2 separate regions of the Homo sapiens genome follow, and region 2 is linked to region 1. A link is an interaction called in ENCODE POLR2A ChIA-PET data of the cell type or tissue named here. Cell type or tissue: A673. All regions are shown on one strand. Links, peaks and the distances in the headings refer to the core of each region. The heading gives the core; the rest is flanking DNA.

Evidence for each region. ChIA-PET counts read pairs that join two places held together with the same protein. Peaks named below come from ENCODE experiments on the same cell type or tissue, not always from the same donor. Only the 100,000 strongest peaks of a DNase experiment are listed, where the experiment ranks them.
Region 2: POLR2A ChIA-PET joins it to region 1 with 10 read pairs; 4 of 35 experiments call an interaction of 5 or more read pairs at or near these places.

Annotation. Positions count from the first base shown.
Region 1 is chr22:38,711,537-38,718,398 of GRCh38, forward strand. GTPBP1 (GTP binding protein 1) reads left to right here. Exons shown (of 12, transcript NM_004286.5): 3 at 4,371-4,551; 4 at 5,116-5,464. Among named protein-coding and RNA genes, the nearest start is that of GTPBP1, 9.0 kb to the left of the region's middle. In A673, for the core only: no CTCF peak of the experiment used is centred there; no DNase peak of the experiment used is centred there; H3K27ac peaks cover 2,569 bases.
Region 2 is chr22:39,000,578-39,007,439 of GRCh38, forward strand. No RefSeq gene overlaps it. Among named protein-coding and RNA genes, the nearest start is that of APOBEC3B-AS1, 5.8 kb to the left of the region's middle. In A673, for the core only: a CTCF peak has its summit at 2,725 (motif pointing left); a DNase peak (open chromatin) is centred at 2,694.

The DNA of each region.
Region 1 (6,862 bases), core at 723-5,722:
GTAGTTGATTTATCATGAGATTTCTTTGAAAAAGAAGACTCATGCCTATAATCCCAGCACTTTGGGAGGCCAAGGTGGGCCAATCACTTGAGGCCAGGAGTTCGAGACCAGCCTGGCTAACATAGTGAAACCCCATCTCTACTAAAAATGCAAAAAATTAGTTGGGCGTGGTGGTGCACTGCTGTAATCCCAACTACTCAGGAGGCTGAGGCATGAGAATCACCTGAACCCCGGAGGTGGAGGTTGCAGTGAGCTGAGATGGCGAGAGTGAGACTCTATCTCTAAAGAAAAACAATTAAAAAAAAAAGTTCAGGGGACATAGGAGGAGTATTAAGTATTTTAAAATTATTATTATTATTTTTGAGACAGAGTTTCTGTCTGTCATCCAGGCTGGAGTGCAGTGGTATGATCTCGGCTCACTGCAACCTCTGCCTCCTGGGTTCAAGCAGTTCTTCTGCCTCAGCCTCCCGCGTAGCTGGGACTACAGGTACCTGCCACCACGCCTGGCTAATTTTTGTATTTTTATTAGAGACGGGGTTTCACCATGTTGTCTAGGCTGGTCTTGAACTCCTGACCTCAGGTGATCCCCCTGAGCCTCAAAGTGCTGGGATTACAGATGTGAGCCACCGTGCCCGGCCAAGGAGTACTAAGTCTTTGTGGAAGAGTCAGGAAAGGCTGTGAAGAGGAGCTGCCCTTTAATTGATTCTAAAGGATGAGTAGGAATTTTCCAGGTAAATGGAGGGAATAGTGAATGGGCAGAGGAAACCATTCTCACAGAGGCATGGAGGCATTGGAGACAGGAATATATAGTGGACCAAAAGTAATCCAGTAGGATGAGTGGAGAGTATGAGGTCCTGAGTGGTAGGAGGAGAGGCTGGGCAGAGGAAGGCAGGGCTCAGATTCTGAGGGTCCTTAAATGCCATGCCAAAGAGGTTAGACTTTTATTCTGAGAGTCTAGGGAGTCTTTGCAGCCTGTAGAAGAGGAGAATACATATAAGAAAAGTGAATGAGCCGGCAGGATGGAAATCTGATTAGCGTCTGGCATGGCTGAGTATGTGGCCTTTAGTAATTGGACCTCTGCAGCTTTTCTCCTCCACCTTTGTCTCGGCTTCCACAGAGTGAGGAATGTGATGCATGCTGGAGACGGGTAATGTGACTGACCGAGAGCCCTGATGGACAAGGTGACGTTGGTGATAGCCCTTGGTGTGGAACAGGACCTGAAAGAACAGGAGCAGGGGAGGTTGAATAGAATTTAGCCAGCCTTCTTAGGAACACTCCCAGCAAACCCTTCTCTAACCCTGAAGGCTTTCACAGCTCACTTTGCCGTGCATTTAGAAACTCCTCAGCCCAACCGCTCCCTCTTTGTTCATTTGTTTTACATTTTACAAACATTTGAGGAAAGGCACTGGTTGTGGGGCATCAGGAAATTGTTGCGGTATGTTCCTTGTTTTCAAGATGCTTATGTATTGTGCGGGGAGGGGAGGATGTGTATCCAAAACACTGTTGCACAAGGCAGTACATTGCAAATGTAAGGGAGACACAGACATTTGTGGGCAGAATGAGTAGGATTTTGCTAGGAGGAGGTGCGCTGTTGGGCTTTCAGGATAGGAAATCCATGAGCAAAGGTGTAGAGCTAGGACCCTGCAGAGAACCCCAGCACAAGGAAGGGGAGTGCTGTGTGTGTGATGGGGCCACTTGCACCATGACAGAGCTTACAAGAAGAAAGTGAGGAGGGAGTACGGCACAAATGGGGAGGCTGTTAAGCAGTTGGGCCTGGGGAGCCATTCATAAGCTTTGACTTGAAGTGACGGCGTCAGAGTTGTGCTTTATTTAGGACCTTAAGGGGTTGGTTGGAGGGAATAGAGACTGAATTTGTAAAGACAAAAGTTAAGAGTCTGTTGTGGTGGTTCAGGTAGAATAACAGCCTGAATCAGGCTGGTGGCTGCGGATTGGCAAAAAGGGCAGACATCAGGGAAGGAGGCAAGGTAAAATGCTAGAATCATCAGGACTGGACTGAGGAGACTGGTGGCTAGAGAGATGGTATTGTCATTGTCAGAAATAAAGAAGGAACTGGTCAGGCAGTAAGAGGAAAAGGCTCTGGTTTTGGAATCTGAAGACCTGAACTCATGGCCTCCCCCAAGCTCTGAGATCTCCCTAGGTTCTTTTTACCCCACTGTTAAAAGGGAACAGTAATGCCTACCTCATAAGATTACAGTGAGAAATAAAATGCTTTATTAACATTGTTAGTGTCTGTGCTGTTGTTTAAAAGAGGGTTGGGTTGGGTGTTGAGTTTGGATATCAGACTTCTAGGAGTTATCCAGGCAATTGGAAATTCAGTCTGGAGTTCTGGGCATAGGATGGTGTTAGAAATGAGTGTTTTTATAGTTTTCAAAATGACAGCCAAAGCCATAGAACAAGATGGCCAAGGGGAAAGTTTGGAGGAAACAGAACAGGGCCACTGACAGACTACTGGAAAAAACTGGCATTCAGGAGACAAGAGCGGGGGACGGGGTGGGGAGGCACATCAGGAGAGGTCAGGTGATGCGTGAGCAGGGTGGGAGGGAAGTGCTTCAAGAGGGAAAGGCTGAGTGGCCAGCAGTATCGAATGCTGTAGGAGTCAAGAAGAGGGCATTAGAGAGTTTAGAAGGCCACTGGTGGGCCAGGCATGATGGCTGACGCCTGTAATCCCAGCACTTTGGTGGGAGGCCAAGGCGGGCAGATCACTTGAGGTCAGGAGTTCGAGACCAGCCTGGCCAGCATGGTGAAACCCCGTCTCTACTGAAAATACAAAACTTAGCCAGGCATGATGGCGGGCGCCTGTAATCCCAGCTACCTGGGAGGCTGAGGCAGGAGAATCGCTTGAACCTGGGAGGCAGAGGTTGCTGTGAGCAAGGATTGTGCCACTGCACTCCAGCCTGGGTGACAGAGTGAGACTCCATCTCAAAAAAAAAAAAAAAAAAAAAGGCCACTGGTGGCATGTGACAACTGCGGTTTCTTCTGTAGTGGGCAGATTCCCATTGAGTAGATGGTGGGATAGTACAGTCAACACGCGTTGATGACTCTCGAGATGTTTGATGGTGAAAGGAAAAACAGGAGATGGTAGCTTTGCAGATAAGCAGGGGCAAGGGAAGGGGGGTGGTTTTCCTTTCCTTAGTTTAGGAGCTTGTTTGGAGTGGGAGGAAGAGAAGAAGAGACAAGGAGAATATTTGGTGCGGGGGAAGAGAGTCACACATGCTGAAGGGGTTAGCCAGCCAGGGAAGGAGCAGGGGTGCTCTCAGAGACAGGACAGCTGGGAAAGGCTGAGGGAGTGATTGTGGAAATTAAATCCAGCACCTCATGGAAAGCAGCTGACGGGTTGTCATATAGTAGGAGCTCAGTAACTGTTTGGTCGGTTGGTCCTGCCTTCTGTCTGATTCCCTTCCTTGTCCTGAGCTCAAACTCATTTCTCCAGCTGCTTGCTGGACATGTCACCTGAGCCACCTCAGTTAAAAATCTTATCTCTAAAATGTTTCTGAGTTCCTCCCCCATTTTCCTCCATCTTTCTGTCGTCATTATCTCTTGCCTGCATTATTAGAATTACTTCCTAACTGGACTCCCCCCTTACTGGTCTCTCACTTGCTGGTGCACACTTGGCACTGCTACTCAGGAGATCTTTCTAACCCACAGCCATCTGATCATGTTACTCCCCTGCCTCAGCCTACGGGTGTCTCAATGCCTGGTGCAGAAGGTGTGTCGCTGCTGTCCGTCTGTTGTGCTGCTTCCACCTCTCATGTAGTCTCCCGACACTCCATGTCACCCATGCTGCTCCTCAACACACTGAGCTGCTTCCTGGTCCCTGAACTTGCCATGATCTGCCACGCCACGCTTTGTTCCTCTGGCTAGGATGTCCTTCCTCCTTCTGCAGGCCCAGCACTTGTTGACCTAGCTTGGCATCAGCCCTTTGCAGAACTGTCCTCGGCTTCCCCAGGCAGTGCTTTATGTTCTCTTCACACAGTCCTAGAGTGCAGCACTTGAGCTGTATTGCAATTAATTAATTTCCTGTCTGCCTCCCCCACTGGGCTGTGAGCTCACTAGGGGCACCTGTAGTCCTAGTACCCAGCATGAGGCTTGGCATAAAACCTGGGAGAGCCTCGGTGGCTGTTGTTGAATGAAGTAGCGAATGCTCTGCTTGATGGAGAGGTCTGTGGCACTGTCATGTTTTAACTTGGTGTGTGCCCAGGTTTTCTCTCAGGTAGAGAGGACCCCTGTTCCTCTGCAGTGCTGGGGTCGGGGGGTGGTGGCCTTTGTTAGGTGGGGTTCCTGGCTGGCTGGTTGGCAGGCTGGTTGGTCAGGACTCCCTCTCCTGCTGATGTCTGGGCTCTTGTCACCAGATGGGACTGAGTATGGGCTGAGTGAAGCTGACATGGAGGCCTCCTACGCCACAGTGAAGAGCATGGCGGAACAGATAGAGGCCGATGTCATCCTTCTGCGGGAACGGCAAGAAGCTGGGGGCCGCGTGCGTGATTACCTGGTCCGGAAACGAGTAGGAGACAATGACTTCCTGGAGGTCAGGTGAGGAGGCCGCGGGACATTTTGGGGTCCCCATTCTTCACAGAGGTTGGTGACTGAGCCTGTGGCACTTGGCGTGTCAGCTCCATCCTTTCCCCTCCTGAGGCGGGGAAAGAGTGTCCAGGTGTCTGGAGACGTGGGCTCCTTGCTCTAATTCTGCACTTCCCTGTCACTTTGGGAAGAGCACGAGAGAGGCCAGCCGTGCATTCTGTGGCCATTCTCTGTGGGTGTGTTTCTTTTCCCTTCAGCCTGTGAGCCTGGAAACCAGGGTCATGGAGAAGAGCCTTTTGTGCCTCTGGTAGCCTTGCGGCTCTTCCTGGCAGCACCCAGAAGCTAGTGGGAGTTAAGGGAGATAGCCGCTGTGGGAGTCTGGGCCCTTCTGATGACTCTACAGCAGCAGCTCTAGGAACCTTCCCACTGTGCTCCTCCGGCTCAAGGAGGAGCTGTGAGCCGGAGGGGATCGGGGCAAGCCTGGACTTGCGGATCCAATTACTGGGGTTATGATGGTCGCTCCACCTCACTCATTCACTAACTCTCACATAGATGTATGGGTTCATCTACACGCAGGGTAGCAGTGGTGGGCAACGTGGATGCTGGCAAAAGCACGCTTCTGGGGGTCCTGACACATGGGGAGCTGGACAATGGCCGAGGCTTTGCCCGCCAGAAACTCTTCCGCCACAAACATGAAATTGAATCTGGTCGCACCAGCAGTGTGGGCAACGACATTCTGGGCTTTGACAGTGAAGGCAATGTAGTGAACAAGCCTGACAGCCACGGCGGCAGCCTGGAGTGGACCAAGATCTGTGAGAAGTCCACGAAAGTCATTACCTTCATCGACTTGGCTGGTCATGAGAAGTACCTGAAAACCACTGTCTTCGGCATGACAGGCCATCTGCCTGACTTCTGCATGCTCATGGTGAGTGGGAGGCGCCCCAAGGAGGGGAGGCGTCAGCAGGGCTGCTTGGGTCTGGTTATGTGCAAGTCTGAAACTGTTCTGAGACTGAGGCCTGTTGGTTTGGGGCTTTGACATCGGGTGAGGCTGGCGAGTTTTGCAGGGGTGCCCAGTCCTCTGAGTAATGGTCTTCTCAAGGCTTGAACCTTGATCTCTCCCTTACATTAGACTAGGGAAGGTATCCTCTTGGTAAAAACCAGGTACCCTTGAAGACCTGTCTTATTTTTTGCAGAGGCATAGAGGAGGGTTTCTCCTGGGCCTTACTTGTTACCTTCAGAAATGTTTTCTGCAGAGGATTGGGCTACTTTGAGGAGGTGACACCAGGTAGGTAGTACCTTCAGAGGGGCAGGCCTGGGGAAGAAACGGAGAAGACAGCCATAGGAGGCACAGGCCACAGTCGAGAGGCCCTGAGAGGTGGCCTCCTGGAGCCTGGGAGGAGGATCGGCCAGTGCACAGCCCTTGTTGAGAGGCTCCTGTGTGTCTGGTACTATGTGAGGTCTGATGATACAGCAATGAACAGGGCTGTCCAGAGGCTCCCAAAAAGCTTAGGGTCGAGCGTGATTAAATTTTTAAGCAGCTATTCCTGCTCGGAACATTAAAAACAACCAAAAAGTGTTTAAGCAGCTCATCTAATAGATTAACTGAGAAAGAAAGGGAGCAGAGGGCTCTGTGTTGGATCTCATTGCTAAGCTTGCCTTTGTGACCCACTGATCTTCCTCCCTGGACAGACAGTGGGAGTGCTGAGGGGAGCGGCAAGGCCTGTAACCTTGTGCACATCTCCACAGCTTTCACAGCAGGAGTAAGGAAGAGGGAGGGCGGGAAGGGACAGAGTCAGAGACACACATGCCTCGAGTGTTCCCTCGGCAAGGCCTTCCCAAAACCCTTCCCCATTTCTCGATTCCTTCAGCTGCCTGTATTAATAAATGTAGTAAACATAAGCATCTGTTCATAGCAAACTTGATCAAGTTGCTGCACAAACACAGGTTCTCAAGCAAATTCTCCCTAAACTGGAGAGCAGTAAAGAGAGGCAGAGCCGTGTGAACACTCGTAGGCTCTCTGCCTGAGGCTTTTGGGACCTCAGCATGCCTTCATTTCCCATTTCCTTCAATGTTGCAAAGGGCCATGACCAGCTTCTTGACTGGGCTGAGGAAAGCTGCTTGCCAGGAAGGGATCTTAGTGGAAGATCCAGAGGGCGTATTTAGGGGAGTTGTTGGGTTGATATTAAGAAGGGTATAGAAACTGGTTGAGAATAAGCATTTTTCCAGCTGAGCTACAGTGAGTAAGACCAATTAATGGAAATATCTTCACCCTGGACAAAATGTTACATATATATTATCTGACTTTTTGGTTGTGATCCAAATG
Region 2 (6,862 bases), core at 569-5,568, 290 kb after region 1:
TTTGAGATGGAGCCTTGCTCTGTCACCCAGGGTCGAGTGCAGTGGCGTGATCTCGGCTCACTGTAAGCTCCACCTCCCAGGTTCAAGCAATTCCCCTGCCTCAGCCTCCCGAGTAGCTGGGACTACAGGCAACCACCACTACGCCTGGCTAATTTTTGTATTTTTAGTAGAGGTGGGGTTTCACCATGTTGGCCAGGCTGCTGTCGAACTCCCAACCTCATGATCTGCCTGCCTTGGCCTCCCCAAGTGTTGGGATTACAGGCATGAGCCACCACGCCTGGTCTGTTTTAAACTGTTTTTTTTTTTTTTTTTTTTTTTTTTCCCAAGACAAAGTCTTGCTGTGTCGCCCAGGCTGGAGTGTAGTGGCACGATCTCGGCTTACTGCAAGCTCCGCCTCCTTGGTTCACACCATTCTCCTGCCTCAGCCTCCCAAGTAGCTGAGACTACAGGCGCCCGCCACCACACCTGGCTAATTTTTTGTATTTTTAGTAGAGACGGGGTTTCACTGTGTTAGCCAGGATGATCTCGATCTCCTGATCTCGTGATCCACCCGCCTCGGCCTCCCAAAGTGCTGGGATTACAGGCATGAGCCACCGCGCCCGGCCACAAAGTGTTTTTAAGGAAATTTCTATCCACTCTTACTCCCTTTCATCCCGTAACACGTAGCTCTACTAGCCTGCTATTGGGCTTTCCTGCTAATGAACAAAGTTCCATAGCCTCATTCTAAAAATTGTGCACATCTTTGTATATACGAAATACTATAAGATAAAGATGAAGATGTCCCCTCTCCCCTGCAGCAACTGAGGGGGGAGATCTTGCTTTTATAGAACGAGTTCAATGAATCTGAACGTAAGAGTAAAGTCTGGCCGGGCATGGTGGCTCATGCCTGTAACCCCAGCACTTTGGGAGGCCGAGGTGGGCAGATCACCTGAGGTCAGGAGTTAGCAGAGAGCAGAGAGCAGCCTGGCCAACGTGGTGAAACCCCGTCTCTACTAAAAATACAAAAATTAGCCAGACGCGGTGGCGTGCGCCTGTAATCCCAGCTACTCGGGTGGCTGAGGCATGAGAATTGCTTGATCCTGGGGGGCGGAGGTTGCAGTGAGCCGAGATCGTGCCACTGCACTCCAGCCTGGGCAACAGGGCGAGGCTCCGTCTCAAAAAAAAAAAAAGAAAAGAGTCAAGTCTGATATTGACAGAGCATCAGTCCTGATTTTATGTGCTATTGGATACTGGTAGGAACGCTTGTCACTGTTACCAAGCAGCACAAGGGGAGCAGTGTGAGTGGCAACTCTGCAGCCGGCTGCCTGGGTTTCATCCTGCTTCTGCCACTTACTGGATTGTGGCATTTAGCAAGTTACTTAGCACCTCTGTGCTTCAGTCTGTCATATGAAATGGAGATGATAATACAACTTCTTCATTGTGGGTTGTGAGGCTTAAACGAGTTTGTTCATATTCATATTATAGCTACATATATTATAAAGAGCACCTGGCCCATAGTGAGCCATTTAGAATATTGGTTTGTTATCTATCACCAGAAATCTGTCCCTGAAAACAGAGTGTTAAAAATCATCTTGATGGTCGGGCACAGTGGCTGATGCCTGTAATCCCGCACTTTGGGAGGGCGAGGCGGGTGGATCACCTAAGGTCAGGAGTTTGAGACCAGCCAGACCAATATAGTGGAACCCTGTCTCTACTAAAAATATGGAAATTAGCCAGGCGTGGTGGGGTGTGCCTGTAGTCCCAGCTACTTGGGAGGCTGAGGCAGGAGAGTTGCTTGAACCCGGGAGGTGGAGGTTGCAGTGAGCTGAGATTGCGCCACTGCACTCCAGCCTGGGCGACAGTGAGATTCCATCTCAAAAAAAAAAAAAAAATCATCTTGCAGGCAAGGTGCAGTGGCTCACATATGTAATCCCAGCACTTTGGGAGGCTGAGGTAGGTGGATCGCTTAAGCCTAAGAGTTGAAGACCAGCCTGGGCAACATAGTAAAACCCTGTCTCTACAAAAAATACAAAAATTATCTGGATGTGGAGGCGTGCACCTGCAGTCCCAACTACTTGGGAGGCTGAGACAAGAGGATCACCTGAACCTGGGGAGGTCAAGATTGCAGTGAGCTGTGATTGAGCCACTGCACTCCAGCCTGTGTGACAGGGCAAGACTGTATCTCAAAAAAAAAAAAAAAAAAGAAAAAGAAAAAAAATCATCTTGCAAAAGTTGTATAAGACCCATACACAGAAAACTACAAAACTCTACTAAGAACTAAGAGAAAGTTTTTAAAAACACCTAAATCAATGGTGAGATATACCATGTTTTGGGATTGAAAGACTTAATATTAAGAGGTTAAATCGGCCAGGTGCGGTTGTGCATGCCTGTAATCTCAGCACTTTGGGAGGCTGAGGTGGACAGATCACTTGAGATCAAGAGTTTGAGACCAACCTGGCCAACATGGTGAAACCCGGTCTCTACTAAAAATACAAAAAATTAGCCAGGCGTGGTAGCGTGCACCTGTAATCCTAGCTACTCAGGAGGCTGAAGCAGTAGAATTGCTTAAACCTGAGGTTGCAGTGAGCAGAGATCCAGCCACTGCACTTCAGCCTGGGTGACAGAGCAAGACTCCATCTCAAAAAAAAAAAAAAAAGTTTACAGATTTGATGCAATCCTAATCAAATTCTCAGGGTTTGGGGTCAGCTCTTCTGCCCCCTTGCGGAAGCTCTGTAATGTGTGCACTAAGTCAGGATGCCCTCCCTTCCCAGCGGTCAGATTTCAGGGCTAGCCACAGAGACCGCCCTGGCAAGTCTGCTGGGAGGAAGTGAGGCAGCAGCCCTTTTCTGGCATGCTCACATCTCCTTGGCGTGAAGCAGCACCTGGGCCTGCAGCTGCCAGGAGCAGTCCTAGATGGTCCCTGAGTGTCTCTGATCCTGAGCCAAGTGTGTGTCTTTAGCTCCTTGAGGAAGGTCCCCAGTAGGACACAATTAAAGTCAGAGGCAAGAACGATGACATGGGTTCTGTCTCTCCTCGTACGCTCCACAGCTCAGACCTGTGGGTTCCAGCTGGCTCTTGCTCTCCCACACCTAGCATCCCTCATCCCTTTCTGATGGCCCCTTGAACCACCCCGCCGCAGACTTCAAGCTCCAACATCACAGGCAGTGAAGACAACATTTTATGGGGGTTGCTTAACCAGCCCCTGCAACTGGATAAGGTCAGATTCAGATTTTTTAAAATTCGTAAACAAAATATATACATCTTAGTGGTTCTGTTTATTGGCTGAACCCCAACTAATACACCCCTAAAAAGCATTACCGTGGCAGGGTACAGTGGCTCATGCCTGTAATTCAAGCATTTTAAGAGGCAAAGTTGGGGCCGGGTGCAGTGGCTCACGCCTGTAATCCCAGCACTTTGGGAGGCTGAGGCAGGCGGATCACAAGGTCAGGAGATCGAGACCATCCTGGCTAACACAGTGAAACCCCATCTCTACTAAAAAAAAAAAAAAAGAATACAAATTTGGCCGGGCGTGGCGGTGGGCGCCTGTAGTCCCAGCTACTTGGGAGGCTGAGGCAGGAGAATGGCGTGAACCCGGGAAGGGGAGCTTGCAGTGAGCTGAGATTGTGCCACTGCACTCCAGCCTGGGCAACAGAGCGAGACTCCATCTCAAAAAAAAAAAAAAAGAGGCAAAGCTGGGAGGATTACTTGAGCTGGGGAGTTTGAGGTTGCAGTGAGCCATCACTGCACTCCAGCCTGGGCAACAGAATAAGATCCTGTCTCTAAAAAATTAAAAAATTAAATTTAATTAATTAAAAATTTAAAAATTAAAAAAATGTTTAAAAAGCATTATTCTCTGCTGGGTTCGGTGGCTCACACCTGTAATCCCAGCACTCTGGGAGGCCAAGATGGGCATATCACTTGAGGTCAGGAGTTGGAGACCAGCCTGGCCAACATGGTGAATCTCCGTCTCTACTAAAAATACAAAGATTAGCCGGGCGTGGTGGCAGCTGCCTCTAATCCCAGCTACTCGGGAGGCTGAGACAGGAGAATCGCTTGAGCCCAGGAGTGGGAGGTTGCAGTGAGCCGAGATCGTGCCATTGCACTCCAGCCTGGGTGACAACAATGAAACTCTGTCTCAAAAAAAAAAAAAAAGAAAAAAGCATTATTCTCCTACATCTCTCCAAAATTACTTAAAATATTTTAAGGGACAAATGGATATCGATTTCCAATGAGTTCAGGGTAGGCTGTGCTGCTAGACACGGTGGTGTCCGTATTTGAGCTCGATTCCCGTTCTTGCTAGGGTAGCACGTTATCGCTCCTAAATCATTCACGCGTTAAAGACAAAATCATAGTGTGAATTAGGCACACTTAGAACTCAATGATCTTTTTTTCTTTTTTTTGAGGCGGAGTCTCGCTCTGTTGCCCAGGCTGAAGTGCAGTGGCACGATCTCGGCTCACTGCAACCTCCGCCTCCTGGATTCAAGCAATTCTCCTGCCTCAGCCTCCAGAGTAGTGCTCTAGCAAATTAACTGAACCCAAAGAATGGGTCATGGGAACCTCAACTTGAAGCCTGTTGGTCAGACACTCCAGATGTCTGAGCTTTCTACTGGTGTCTAAAGCAGGGGCAGTTTTGGGGACTGGGCCCTCAACCTGTGAGATCTGACACCATCTCAAGGCAATGTTGGATGTGACTGAGAGGACACCTGGCTGGTGCCTGCTGAAGAATGGATTGCTTGTTTGTTGGTGGGAAGAAATCCCCCACATTTGGTCACAGAAGTCTTCTGTGTTGACTGTTGTTGTGTTGGTGCGAGAGCAGAGGAAAAACACGGCTTGAGTTTGTGTGTTTTTCTACACACTCAGTTTCCCAAGCCCTCTTAATTCCCAGCCGTTGCTTGTTGCCTGTTGCTGGGGTCTCCCGGCCAAAGCTGAATGCCTCTTCACAAGACCTTGTCGTGAGTCTTTCTGTGGTGTATCTGTCTGACCCTCACCCATCTGAAGCTTTCTGTAGGATGTTAGGTACATAATCTCTCTTTGACCATGGTTTTAACTCCCGGCCACCAATTCCAGGGCAGATGGAAAAGTCGTGCTTGGCCTTCTAGCACACTTACATAAATATTCCATAAAAGTAAGAATCACCAAAACTGACACAAAATGGAGAAAAATCACTCAGTTAGGTCGATCATCAATGAGGACACTGAAAAGGTAACCAATCCTCACCTAACCTCAGGCCTTGATGGTTTTACTGGCAATTTCTACCAAATTGTCAATGAACAGATCATTCCACATTACAGAGACTATTCCAGAGAAAAGAAAATGATGGGAAGCTTCCCAAATCATGACCGAGGTTTATCACAACCCTGATGCTACAACTGGGCAAAAATAGAAAACAATTTTTTAAAAACTATAATTCATGAGTAATTTCAGTCAATGAGACACAGCAGCCCAGGAACTGAAGAGTCCCTGACTAAAAAGGCATTAAATCTGGCCGGGTGCGGTGGCTCATGCCTGTAATCCCAGCACTTTGGGAGGCTGAGGCAGGCATATCACCTGAGGTCAGGAGTTCAAGACCAGCCTGGCCAACATGGTGAAACACTCCTCTCTACTAAAGATACAAAAATTGGCCGAGCGCGGTGTCTCATGCCTGTAATCCCAGCACTTTGGGAGGCCGAGGTCGGCAGATCACCTGAAGTCAGGAGTTCGAGACCAGCCTGGCCAACATGGTGAAACCTCATGTCAACTAAAGATACAAAAAATTAGCTGGGTGTGGTGGCATGTGCCTGTAATCCCAGCTACTAGGGAGGCTGGGGCAGGAGAATCTGTTAAACCTGGGAGGTGGAGGTTGCAGTGAGCCGAGATCACACCATTGCACTCCAGCCTGGGTGACAGGGCGAGACTCCATCTCAAAAAACAAAAACAAAAACAAAAAACAAAAATTAGCCAGGTGTGTTGGCACGCACCTGTAATCCCAGCTACTCAGGAGGTTGAGGCAGGAGAATCACTTGAACCCAGGAGGCAGAGGTTGCAGTGAGCTGAGATCGTGCCACTGAACTGCAGCCTGGGTGATGGAGCGAGACTCAGTCTCAAGAAAAAAAAAAAAAACAGAAAGGTATTTAATCTGCAGGCCCCAGAGCTGATGGCTTCCCGGAGCTGGGCAGGTCCACACTCCCTCAGCCTCAGGACCAAGTGTCCGTGTGCGTGAGTGACAAGGGGCCTCAGAAGCTACACGTGGGAGTCCTGAGACTTCCGCTCTGTGCTGTTACACACGTTGTCCCACCTGTCCTGTATCTTTTCTTAAAGCCAAGGAAATGCATACTGGGTGAAGCCTATCACGTCTCTTTTGATAGTCAATCCAAATCACAAGCCACTACTACTTGTCAAACAGAATGATATTGCAACTATATCAATAGATTAAAGGAGAAAAACCACATGACCATCTCAATCATAAAAAACAGAAAGCATATGCTATTAAAATAGCATCTTAGGACCAGGCACTAATCCCAGCATTTTGCCTGTAATCCCAGCATTTTGGGAGGCTAAGGCAGGTGGATTACTTGAGGTCAGGAGTTAATGACCAGCCTGGCCAACATGGTGAAACTCCATCTCTACTAAAAATATAAAAATTGGCCAGGTGTGAAGGTGAACACCTGTAATCCCAGCTACTCAGGAGGCTGAGGCAGGAGAATCGCTAGAATCCGGGAGGCAGAGGTTGCACTGAGCCGAGATCGTGCCAATGCACTCCAGCCTAGGCAACAGAGCAAGACTCCATCTCTAAGATAAATAAAATAAATAAAATAAAATAAAATAAAATAAAATATAAAATAAAATAAAAAATAAAATAAGTGAAATGAAATGAAATAAAACAAAATAGCGCCTTAGAAGATGC